Linked DNA regions of Homo sapiens: region 1 is linked to region 2. The links are chromatin contacts, found by Hi-C or POLR2A ChIA-PET in ENCODE. All regions are on one chromosome and are shown on one strand. The core of a region is the stretch at or near the end of the contact, and the rest is flanking DNA. Distances in the headings are between cores, read along the strand shown.

Evidence for each region. A loop is a pair of places that touch in the nucleus more often than their neighbours do. ChIA-PET counts read pairs that join two places held with the same protein, here RNA polymerase II (POLR2A). Pooled maps may share reads with other maps.
Region 1: a loop to region 2 is called in a map of PC-9, with 21 times the contacts of the local background. The contact joins the promoter of AQP7 here to the enhancer-like site in region 2. A Hi-C loop is called at or near these places in 2 of 168 maps with a recorded cell type or tissue (Caco-2 and PC-9) and 6 of 50 pooled maps. POLR2A ChIA-PET finds 5 or more read pairs at or near these places in 1 of 52 experiments (AG04450).

What each region holds. Positions count from the first base shown.
Region 1 is chr9:33,401,256-33,407,034 of GRCh38, forward strand. It overlaps AQP7 (aquaporin 7), which reads right to left and starts at 1,313. Exons shown (of 8, transcript NM_001170.3): 1 at 1,118-1,313; 2 at 1-32. The coding sequence starts at 7. It overlaps LOC105376020 (a long non-coding RNA gene), which reads left to right and starts at 266. Exons shown (of 3, transcript NR_188543.1): 1 at 266-567; 2 at 653-893. RefSeq lists a silencer at 236-530 and an enhancer at 3,081-3,638.
Region 2 is chr9:33,227,904-33,234,151 of GRCh38, forward strand. No RefSeq gene overlaps it. Among named protein-coding and RNA genes, the nearest start is that of SPINK4, 9.1 kb to the right of the region's middle. RefSeq lists an enhancer at 5,500-6,248. Within about 2 kb of position 1,673, at least 6 of the 41 ENCODE cell types and tissues checked have a DNase peak (open chromatin) inside an H3K27ac peak, as active enhancers do.

The DNA.
Region 1 (5,779 bases), core at 63-2,562, 170 kb after region 2:
GAACCATGTTTTGTCTTTCAGATTTGTAGATGCTGAGGAGCCAAAGAGAGGTCACTAGGGCTGGAGGACACAGAACTTGGCCCCACACTTCCATCAGACCTTGGTCCCCAGGGGAGAAGCCCTGGGGCAGCTCCTGCTAGTGCCACTCCCTTAACCCAGCCAAGGAACAGGGAGGGAGGAGCGGTGCTCAGCCAATGAGGCGACGCCCTGGAGCCCCACCCCACCCATGCTGGCCCCAGGACCCCAGCCCCAGGCCAGACCCTCCAGTGCTCCTGCTGACCTTCCGTGTCTGCAGCCCGGCTTTGGACTGTGGAGATGCCCTCAGCCTCTACTCAGTGGCTCCAGCCTCATATTTGCGTGCTATACCTTTAACCTCAAGTCCTCTTGCTGCTAACTTAAGCTGCGACTGTCCAGGACCTGCACACACACACACATGCACGCATGCACACACACACACACAGAAGGTGAACACACAGGATGAGGCCCTGAAAACTCATTTCACCCGTGTACCTCACCCAAAAATTCCCCTTTGTACTCCTATCTTTATCTCTAACTGACAGCATGAAGGTAGCCCGAAGTCCCCTCACCCTGTCTGTCCTCCTGATTCTCTAGCCCAGTTCCCTCTAGCTCCAGCACAGACTCTTATCTCCAGCCCTGACTGCCGAAACCCTCCAGCCCCAGCTCCAGCCCCTCAGGAGGGGACTGCGTGGGAGGAATGACTCCAGCAAGCCGGCAGCTGACCCGTCTCCTGCCTGCACGCCTCCCGCTGTGGTCCACTGCCGGTGGTCTTCAGCTCTCTCCTCGTCCCACCCCCATGGTCTGCTGACAGCCCAGCTCAGTGCATCCCTGCCATCTCTGCTCTACCGCTGGTCCTCCCAACAACCAACTTACAGGTAAGGAAACTGAGGCCCAGAGAGAGGGTGTATGTGCCTGTGTCACACAGCAACACAGGACTGCACCATAACAAGAAAGCCGGGACTTCCACTCCCAGACGGGGCTCCTTCCCCAAACAATCCCTCAGTCACCTCCTCCCTGTATGGTACCCAGGGAATGGCCCTTCCAGATCTGGGCGCTGAGGAGGCTGCCCCATCCCCACCCTGCCTGGAGCCCCACTCACTCTGCTGAAATGTCTCTGATTCTCAGCCTCCGCCTTGGGGGCTTCTCAGTTACAGCGCATCTTGATCTTGTTCCTCCGTGACTGTCCCTGGCTCAGCTTCCACCCCCAGCTGGGGCTCAGCTATCCCTGTGTCCCCAGTCCAGAGCCTGCCTCTCAGCTCTCCCAGGGCGGCCTCGAGCGCTGCTCCTGCTCCTCCAGGGGAGAGGTCAGTAAGGCAGGGGTTTGGCTGGTGCCACTTGAACCAAGTCCAGATGCACTGCCCAAAATAACATCCCTCGTCCGGCCAGCAGTGCCGTGGAGACCGAGTTCTGAAGCAGGCCTTTGTGAGGTCAGAGGTGGAGCTCTGGGTGGGCACTCTGGGCCTCTCAGTCCCAGAGGAAAGGCCTGTCCTCCAAGCCAATGTGCAGCCTGACTCTGGGGCCAGCGCCTGAGGAAGCCCTCCCTGAGCCCCAGCCCTGGGGAAGGCTGAAGAGGCCTCTGAGCCCCCAGCGCTGGGGAGAGCTGTGCAGAATAGGACTGGAGGTGGAAGTGTTGGAGATTAACAGCCAGGTGGAGGGGACGGGGGAGGCCCTGGGTCAGTCCTCAGGGAACCCCCATTGTGAAGGGGGAAAGGGAAACTCAGGCCCAGTCCTCAGGGGCCCCCAGTCTGAGAGGAAGGAGGACACACGAGCCATATTTGCAGAGAAACACCAGCCTGCGAGAGGAGGTAGAAGCCCAGGCCTGGCCCTCCGAGGGCCCCTAGTCTGAGGAGCAGTCCACCTGTCCTCGGGAAAACACCTCCCTTAGGAAAGGCCAGCAAGGCCCCCGTAAAGGACCCAGAGCTGGATCGGGACATCGGGCTCGGGGCTCAGCGGTGTGGGAGCTCCGGGACCGAGGTGCAGTCAGGAGAGACCCTGGGGGCCAGCAGCAGTCCCAGAGGACTTTTGGAGCCAAGGCCTGACTGGGTCTCAAACAATGGGGCAGGCAGTTTGGGGTTTCAGCAGGTGGCCCAGTGCTGAGACACAAGGGAGGTGTTTCTGGTCTGCAGACACTGAGGACGCTTGCTATGTGGCGTGGTGGACGGTGGGTAAGTCCTGGGAACTTCCGGCACCAGGCTCCATGGGTGGGAAGGGGCATAAGATTCAGTTGTCCAAAGCTCAGGTCTGGGAATGGAACTGTCCTGTAGAGGGTGCCAAAGACCAGGTCTGGAACCTGCATAGCCCCAGTCCCCACCCCTGCACACACCCTCCCACCCCTTCCAGCTTTTTCTGCAGATCTTTCTGCAGGGGTGAGGCAGGGAGAGGAAGGGGTCGGCCACAGTCCCGGGGCTTCCTAGTCAGAAGCCCTCTGTAAGGCACTAACTTCCCTCTGCAGATTCTTTTTTTTTTGAGACGGAGTCCCGCTCCGCCCAGGCTGGAGTGCAGTGGCACAGTCTTGTCTCACCACAATCTCTGCCTCCCAGTTCAAGTGATTCTCCTGCCTCAGCCTCCCAAGTAGCTGGGATTACAGGCATGCACCACCAAGCCCAGCTAGTTTTTTTGGATTTTTAGTAAAGACGGGGTGTCACCATGTTGGTCAGGCTGGTCTCGAACTCCTGACCTCAGGTAATGCACCCGCCTCGGCCTCCCAAAGTGCTGGGATTATAGGTGTGAGCCACTGCGCCCGGCCTCCCTCTGCAGATTCTACGTGGGCTCAAGATTCAGCCTTTCTTCCTCAGGAAGGGAGGGGTGCACGCTTGGAAATGGGAGAGTCCTGCCTTTTTTCCTTTCCCATGTGTGCTCCCAGGGCCGGGATGAGGTCATGTTAGAAGTGGATCTGGGGTCTTGGATGAGGTCAGCACTTGGGCAGAGTTGGAATGGGCTGGTGTCAGGTTGGTGAGGGAGGGAATTGGGATCCATGCTGGGGTCAGAGATCAGGCTCTAAGCTCTTTTACAGGGCTTGACCCTGGGGACTGAGAGGTGGAGAAGACACAGTCCCATCTGTCTCACGGCAGAGACAGGTAAGCAGCAGGTGACTTAGGACACACCAGATAGGCTGGAAGGAATACAGACGGGGCTATCCCAAGCTGGAGGGGTACAAGGGTCTTCCGTTAGAGGTGACGTGGGAACTGAGTTTTCCAAAACGAGCAGGGGGATGGGGCACCGGGGCATTTGAAGCTTGATGGGATTGTGAGAAAACCTGGGAACTGCGAGTGACTTGCAGAGGGCTGCGGAAGTGGGCAGGGATAGACCATGAAGGGCTTTGTCAGCCAGGCCAAGGAGTTCTGACTTTAACCCGAGGGCCTGAGGAGCCTGCAAAGGGTTCTAAACAAAGAGAAGAGCAACAGGGTCAACCTGAGGTCCCTGAGGCCCCAGGGCATCCAGCAGGCAGAGGCGCAGTTGGGCCTGGGCTGGGGAGAGGAGTCTAGCTGGAGAAAGAGAAGAGGAGATATCAGCCCCTGGACATTCAGCACTAGAGTTGCTGGGGCTGCCCAAGAAGCACAGGGAGTGAGGCAAGGGCCAGGGCCAGGATTCTGGGGAAGAAGGATGACGAAGAAGGAGTGGGTGTGGAAGGAGCTGGAAACCCAGACACAGGGCTGCCCAGAGGCTGATGGGAGCCAGTAGGGGGCTGTTGCCCCAGAGTTGGGTGCTGGGAGGGGCTGGCCAGGCAGGTGTTTGCAGACAGCTGCCTGGATGAGCTGGTGGGGATAGAGGGTGGCAACAGCACTGAAGAAGCAGAGGCTGAGGAGGCAGAAAGTTCAACTGCAGAGAGAAGAGAGGCAGCTAAAGGGGCCACCAAGGTGGGAGTTTGGGTCAGAGCTGTGAAGCATGTTAGTCTGCACAGAGCCTGCGGCGGGGGGTCTCTGGGTCTCTGAGCCAGTGGAGATAGTTGGGGGGCAGAGAGGGAGGGGACACCCGGGGTCCTTTCTTCATAGGATGGGCTTGAGTAGAGTTACCAGATAAAATATAAGATGCCCAGTTAAATTTAAATTTCAAAGAAACAATATTTGCCACAACCTTATACCTGGTATACCTTTGGTCTAAACTCAGGCCCTCTTGATGCTTAAACTGTGACTGTCCAGGACCTACACACACACACACACACACACACACACACACACACACACACACACACACAGAGTTTTATTTTTAGCAAATAAAAATATAGCCAGGTGCATTGGCTCACTCCTGTAATCCCAACACTTTGGGAGGCTGAGGTTGGTGGATCACCTGAGATCAGGAGTTCGAGACCAGCCTGGCCAACATGGTGAAACCCCGTCTCTACTAAGAATACAAAAATTAGCCAGGTATGGTGGCAGGTGCCTGTAATCCCAGCTACTCAAGAGGCTGAGACAGGAGAATTACTTGAACCCAGGAGGCAGAGGTTGCAGTGAGCTGAGATGGCACCACTGCACTCCACCATGGGTGATAGAGTAAGACTCTGTCTCAAAATAAATAAATATATAAAAATAAAACAAAATACTTTTTTATTTTATTTTATCTTTTGAGCCAGAGTTTCGCTGTTGTCACCCAGGCTGGAGTGCAGTGGTACAATCTTGGCTCACTGCCACCTCCACTTCCCGGATTCGAGTGATTCTCTTGCCTCAGCCTCCCGAGTAGCTGGGACTACAGGCATGAGCCACTACACCCAGCTAATTTTTGTATTTTTAGTAGAGATGGGGTTTCACCATGTTGGCTAGGCTGGTCTCAAACTTCTGATCTCAGGTGATCCACCCGCCTCGGGCTCCCAGAGTGCTGGGATTACAGGCGTGAGCCACCGCACTTGGTCTAAAATACTTTTTTCATTCAAACATTTGTTAAGAATATCTTTCTATGACAGTAGGTCCATGTCCACCTCATGCCTGTTGTACAGCATTCCACCTGATGGAGATTATATAATAAGGAATCCTTCTATTGATGAGCGTTTAGATTGTCTCCAATTTTAAATGGACCCAACACTTCTCTATTGTGAACAACATGGGATAAACACAATTGGCTGAAACTCAATTAAGGATGAAAATGCAAATCGAAATTTTAAAATATCAGAATGAAGAAACAAAAATGACTAAAGGTGCTAAAAACTGTCCCCGAATGTCCCCCAAAGTGTTGACACACGCACAAAAACTAAACATTTTGATTAATTATTTGTTTCAATCAACATGCCATTGGATTAACTTATCACAAAAACTGCTTTTCATCACGCTGCTTTACACTTGTGGTTTTTCCGACTCTTTCGAGCCACGGAATCCTTTGCATAACTCAGGAGCCCATGGTATAAACAAGCAAGGAAGGAGCCACTCTGGTTCCAGGCGCAGGGGTGGGGGTAGGAGGGCAGGGCAGGTCCCTCAAGGAGCCCTGGTCTCTCTCGAATCATCTGAAGCCATGAAGGTTCTCAGAATGCCCCAAAAAGAAAAGACACTTAAGCCCCACCCAAGTAAGCATCTCCTTCCAAACTCATTTTTCAGGTAGGAAAACAGATTCAGAGCAAGGTAACAACTTGCCCAAGATCACCTAGAACTAGAACATCCAGACCAGGGCTCTGGCTCACCCCAAGGAGACCAGGGTTCCCCTACTAGGCGGCGAGGCTGGGGAGGGGCAAGGGCAGAGGCAGGACCCAGGAAGGTCTTTAACTCTCACACCCACCAATTACCAGAACTCCCCCTCGCCCCCCGCCCAGGCTCTCATCCTTCTCAGAATCATCCAT
Region 2 (6,248 bases), core at 423-2,922:
TGTGGATTCACACCCCATGGCTGCAGTCACAAATTACCACAAACGCAGAGGCTTCAAACAACATCAATGCATTCTGTTCCACTCGGGGGTCAGAGTCAGAAATGGGGCACAGGCTTGCTCTCCCTCTGGGGGCCCTACGGGAGAAAACGTCCCTTGCCCTTGCCAGCTTCTTAAGGCTGCCTCTAACCCTGGGATCCAGGCCTGCATCACCCCCCACTCTGCTTTCATCATCACAGCTCCTTCTTTGACTCTCCCTCCTCCCTCTTATGAGAACTTTATGGCCCAAGCTCACCCAGGTAACCCAGGATAACCTCCCCATTTCAGGATCCTTCCTTTGATCACAGATGCAGAATCCCTTTTGTCATGTGAGGTAACATATTCACAGGTTTGGGGGATAAGGAGGTAGGTATTTGGGGGGATGGGAGCATCGGTCTGCCTATCACAGTGAGTGAGTGGCCAAATGAGGGTTCAAACCCGGTTCTGTCGTATTCCTGAATCTGGGATCTTTCTCCAAACCACACTGCCCCTTCCTTCAGTCCTTCCTGTCCTTGGAGCTGTCCTGGGTTCCCAGCAAGCACAGATTCTCAGAAAGGGACAGCAGAAGACCCTAAGGCTGGACATATCAGGATATCACATATCCTGGTGAGAGTCCAAAGACTTCTTTTCAAATCTGGGAGGGAAGAGGAGAGACGGCAGGAGACTCCATGCCCATACCCCATTCACCATAAAGGGAGGGGGAGGTTGGCCTTGAGGGCCAGACAGGAGAGGTTCTGCAAAGGGAGCAGTGTACCCTCTGAACAATGCCGAGGACAGCACAGGTACTATGTGAATGTTGGTGAGGAGGGTGCAGGTTGCTGGGGTCGGTGGTGGGATGAGTAGCAGTATTTTGGACCCCGTGTCTAAATTCAGCCTGGTCATAGATACTGCCAGTGGCTGTGTCTGGGAAGATGCCAAGCTGGGGTCACATGGGTCCTGCCTGCTGAACCTATAAGTGCCGTGGGGCATGTGTGGCAGCTCCTCCCACCTTCTGCCTGGACCCCCTGGAATGACTGCCTTTTGGAGAGGGTCTATATTCAGGGACCTCTAGACCTTAGCTGGGCCCAGATGCAAGGAGGTTCCACCTGTGGTCCACACTCGACTATTTTGGCAACTTCCTGCCAAGGCTGGACCACAGAATTTTCCACGAAACTCACTTCAAATTGTGCGGCTCTTTCAGCTCCTGCTATTTCAGTTACTGGGCCAGGATGGGCTTCTGGGTGTATGTATTTAAAACCAGAATCTATGGTGGGCAGAGGAATCTGGTAAGAGTCTGAGATTTAAAATCAGATATTGTTTTGAATGCCGGCTCTGCCACTTACAATGCTGGAAACTTCGAACTTGTCATTTAATCTTTCTGAGCCTTAATTTTCTCGTCTGTAAAATAGATAGAATTATAAGGCCAGGTTAAGAGGCTAAGAGGGGGAACTCCTTGTGCGGATCTAAGGACCCCTCCTCGAGGCTGGGAAGAAAGAGGTGGGCAGGAGACCCTGGGCAGGGGACCATGCCCAGATCACACCCACCACAGGGAGAGGGCAGCAGAGATCTTCGGGCAGCTTGAGGGTCAGGTGGAGACAATCACCAGGGAGGGGCAGACAAGCCCTGAGGCCTCACCTGTCAACGCACTGACTCACCTCAAATATTTACTGGGCGCCTTTGAGCATGAGAACTAGACCTCTCCCTTGCCTGCCTTGGACCAGTGCCCATGGGCATGTTGAAAGCACCTGCCTGGAAGAGAGTCTGCCTTAAGAGGGTGGGTACCAACCAGGGCCACCTTGGATATGGAAAAGAAACATCATGAAAAGGAAAGAATTTCCAGGGCTCCTGGAACCGACTGAAGACTTTAGCCTTTTGGGCTCTGAGGCTGTGCCATTTGCCAGGCTCCAAAATCGCTAATCATTTTATCCTGTTCCTTTGGCAACAATAGGGTACATGTGACCTCAGCCCGGCCCATCACAGATGCCCAATTTCCAGGCCACATTGATTGGTTCAAGAGATGAGCACATGACTTACCCAACCCAATCAGAGTCTCCTCTTGGGTTTTTATACACTGAAGGAGGCTGTGGGGAGAGGAGAAAAGTCCCTTCTGTTCCTTTAGTTCACAAAGTTGGGAAAAGCGGTCTGCAGCCATACCTCCCCATCCCTAATAGCAAACAGTAAGCCTGTCTATAAGTGGGAGAGCATGATGACAGCCCCCCCAAAGAAAAGTATGAGAGTGGGAGATTGTGAACAAAACTCTGGTTCTCCCCAGCACACCCCAGGATCCTTTGGGCAGGTTGCATGGCCTCTGAACTTTGCTGCTGGATACCTTACCTGCCCCCACTCCAGTTAAGTGCACACTACAGGGCCCATGGAATCTAAGGGGAATGGCACCCCCTGGAGATGAACAGAACACATTCCACACAACCACATGAAGTAGCCCTGATTACAGGTGAGCAACTGAGGCTCAGAGGTGCAATGACACACCCAAGGTCACACAGACAAGGTGTCCAGACTCCAGAGCCCAGGTTCTGATGGCATGGCTGCCTCCTGGCCCACCCCTGGCACAGCCCAGAAGGGAGGCAGCACTCAGGACTCCAACATGAGTCTGGGAGCTGTTACTCTGGACAACGGCACCCCTGTGTCCAGGAGCCATCAGGAGGCCCTTGTTGGGCCAGCTTTATGAAGCCCTGGGCTCTTGTGAGCGAATTCATCGTACAAGTGAAAGATCAGCATGTGGCCATGGTGAAACCCTGTCTCTACTTAAAATACAAAAATTAGCTGGGTGTGGTGGTGCGCGTCTATAATCCCAGCTACTCGGGAGGCTGAGGTGGGAGAATCCCTTGAACCCGGGAGGCGGAGGTTGCAGTGAGCTGAGATCGTGCCACTGCACTCCAGCCTGTGCAACAGAGCAAAACTCTGTCTCAAAACAAAACAAAACAAAGTAAGCATGTGGGGAAGGTTTAGTAACATCTGTGGCTTTTGTCTGACCAGCAACATTCCTCCTTTCGGTAATAGAATCCCAGGTTTTCTTTGGAGACCTACTTACCTTCATTGGATACAAATAAGGGACTGTCCATAAAAATGCCTTCCCTTCCCTGGTCAGAAAGTAGACATGGGCTGGGCACAGTGCTCACATCTATAATGCCAGCACTTTGGGAGGATCACTTGAGCCCAGGAGCTCGAGAACAGCCTGGGCGACATAAGAAGACCCTGTCTCTACAAAATAAAAATAAAAAATTAGCTGGGCATGGTGATGCATACCTGTGGTTCCAGCTACTTGGGAGGCTGAGGAGAGAAGATCGCTTAAGCCAGGAAGGTCAAGGCTGCAGTGAGCCGTGATCTCACCACTGCACTCCAGCCTGGGCAACAGAGCAAGACCTTGTCTCTAAAACAAAAACCAAAAAAACGGAATGTGGACACATAACTCTAGGTTTTTTGAGCCCAGTTCTTTTGGGGCATAGTTTTTTCAGCTTGTCACCTAGTTTTTTGTGCAGCTGTGGTAGCAGGCACTGTCAGTGTCCCACCCACACTGTTTACCACTCCCCATTCTTGTGCATACCTGCGGCCTCCCTGTGCAACCCTTGCAATCCTTTGCCCGGAGGCTTTCTCTAGGAGCCCAGAGACATGAAAGGAGCTAGCCGATAGTGCCAGGGAGTTAATGGTCTCTCTTCCAGCAGCCCTCAATCAGCGACTGTTGGGAGTTGCTGGATATATACCCCAATTCCTTCACCTCTCAGTGGGGATAACTCTGCCATGTGTGCCACACAGTGTCCCAGCCATCCCTGGTTGGATTGAGGCCCAGTTTCCCCAGTGGTAACCTCAGCGATGCATACATTATTAGTTCCCTTCCCTGCCTTCCTTATTCCCACTCTCCTGCAGGTGTTTCGTGGGATTGCCTCCCAGAAAATGATTTGGAATCTAATGTGCTTTTCTCATGGTCTGCCCCTGAGTCCAACCTAAGACAATACCACATCCTTCTGGAAAATTATTATTCTGCTGAGGTTTGCCAAAATCTACTTCTGTTGCTTGCAACCCAAGGACCCTATCAAAATTCATAGTGGTCTGGAGTTGTGACATGTTGCACCAGGCTGTGATAATCTGATTTTTCTGAAGGCCATCAGAGCTCTGGAACGGAAGGGGGTATCAAGAGACTTTGTTCTAAGCTCTTTTGTATGTATGCTCAGAGGACTTGAGCCACTGGTTATGTCCATGAATGGAAATGTTTGGATGGCACAAGGTCCCAGAACACCAGGTCTCTTGAGCAGCCCCACTCCTCGATGGGTCTGTATGATAATCCCTTATGGTTGGAGGTGATCAAGCCAAGAGTCCATGCACCAGGAGAGAAGATAGGCACTGAAACTGTTTCCTGTGAGTTCAGCAGATGGTCTTGGGGTAGCTTATGGAGACAAAGCACCACACTCAGGTCTTAGAGGAGATACTAAGTTCTTAGGTCCCCAGCCAGGTTGGCTAAGAGCTAGTAGAAAATGTGGTCCTTGAAATAGAGTGCCACCTCTGTTCCCACCTATATGGACACAGCATAGGATGTCACTGGCTGGACCCAGTGGACCCACTAGAGTCCAGCTTGTCCTCAGAGCTTCCTCAAGCCCTCAGTCCAGCAGACCAAGCATCTGAAGCTGGCATCCTTACTGTCCTGAGACTTCATCCAGTGCAGGATGGATTCAAATAGTCAACACACACATGCCAGGCCCTGGGCAGAGCACTGGGGATATGAAGTGACTTAAATGTCCCCCTGTTCCTCTCTTTAAGGAAATATGAGAGATAGTCACATAGGCAAGATAAGGTCATGAAACATTACAGCTGCTGCTGGGATAGATGTCTGTGCAAACATGGTCCCCAAACTGGAGTGGGCTGAGGGTCTGAGAGGAGAGCCCAAGGGGAGGTAATAGAGGGGCACGCCAATCAGGAAGAACAGCATAAGAAAAGGCTTGGAGGCGTAAAAGCCTGCAGGTGGTTCTATCGGATGGGGTGAAGGCTCAAGTGGCCAGAGGTGAAGTTAGAGAGGCCAACAGAGGACCAGTCGTGGCGGAACTTTTATGTCATACAAACCAAGGAGCTTGGTTTTCATGCTTGAGTCATTGTGATTGAGTAACTTTAGTTGAATTGACTATCTGTAATTGAATAATATTAGGCAGAGGGATGATGTGGTCATTTTTGCATTCAGAAAGATGGCTCTGGAAGCAGAATGGATTGGAGGAGGTGAGACTGGAGGCAGGGAAACAGCATGAGTAATGAAGGTGAGAGATCGCAGAGGCTGAACTAGGGGAAATATAGAGGAGGTGATGGATATGAGAGGTGGTGAGGAGGTGAAATCAGTAAGACCTGGTTCCTGGAATGTAGAGGTGAAGGAGAAGCTCAGGATGGTCCCCAGATTAGCCTAAGGCAGTGGGGTGATGGTGGTGCTGTCCACCCAGGTGGGGGAACTGGGAGGTAGGGCAGCTCTGGGTGGACAGAAGATGGAAAGTTGACTTTTGGACATATTGAGAAGGGGGTCCATAGGATAATGGGGTGGAAGGAATATCTCTATTTCTATCACAGCTCTCACCACAGCATTTTATAGATTCCTGCTCAAGAGTCCATTCCACCTCTCCACCACTGGTGAACTGCAAGCTCCTTGAGTCCAAGTCTCACTCATCTCTGGAGTCCCAGGGACTGGCATAGTGATTGGTGCCCCACAACAGGTGCTCAATAAGTGTCCATTGAATGGTAGAGTGGATGCCCCCATGGAGGGATGACTTCAGCTCATTTCATCACTGAGCATTCCTTGGAGTCAAATCCCAAAAAAGTAGATGAAACCTCTCCTTAAAGTAGTGTCCTCCCATTGCCTGCCCCCTACAGCTCTGGACCAAGTGGAATGGGCAGGTGGGCTCTAGACCTGGGACATAGAGTTGGGTGGCTGAGGGGCCCAGGACAGGCTGTGGAGCTGGCTCAGTCCAGACCAGGTCTCCCTGGAGGGGATGCCCACACCTGGGTAGCTCACACAGGTTTCCAGGCAGGTGGGGGCACTTTGGGCTGGAGGAAGGGTGGAGCAGGATGTGAGCTGGAGGCCAGGGAAGGTGGTCCCAGGGCAAACTGGCCATGCTGGCCATGCCATCTGGCAGACCCAAGCTCTGCTGGAGCTCAGCTCCCCCACCTTAAGCTAAACAAGGCCTCTGTCCCCACCACCCATCAGCAGAACCCATGACTCAGACCTGATGGATCCAGCATTGCCG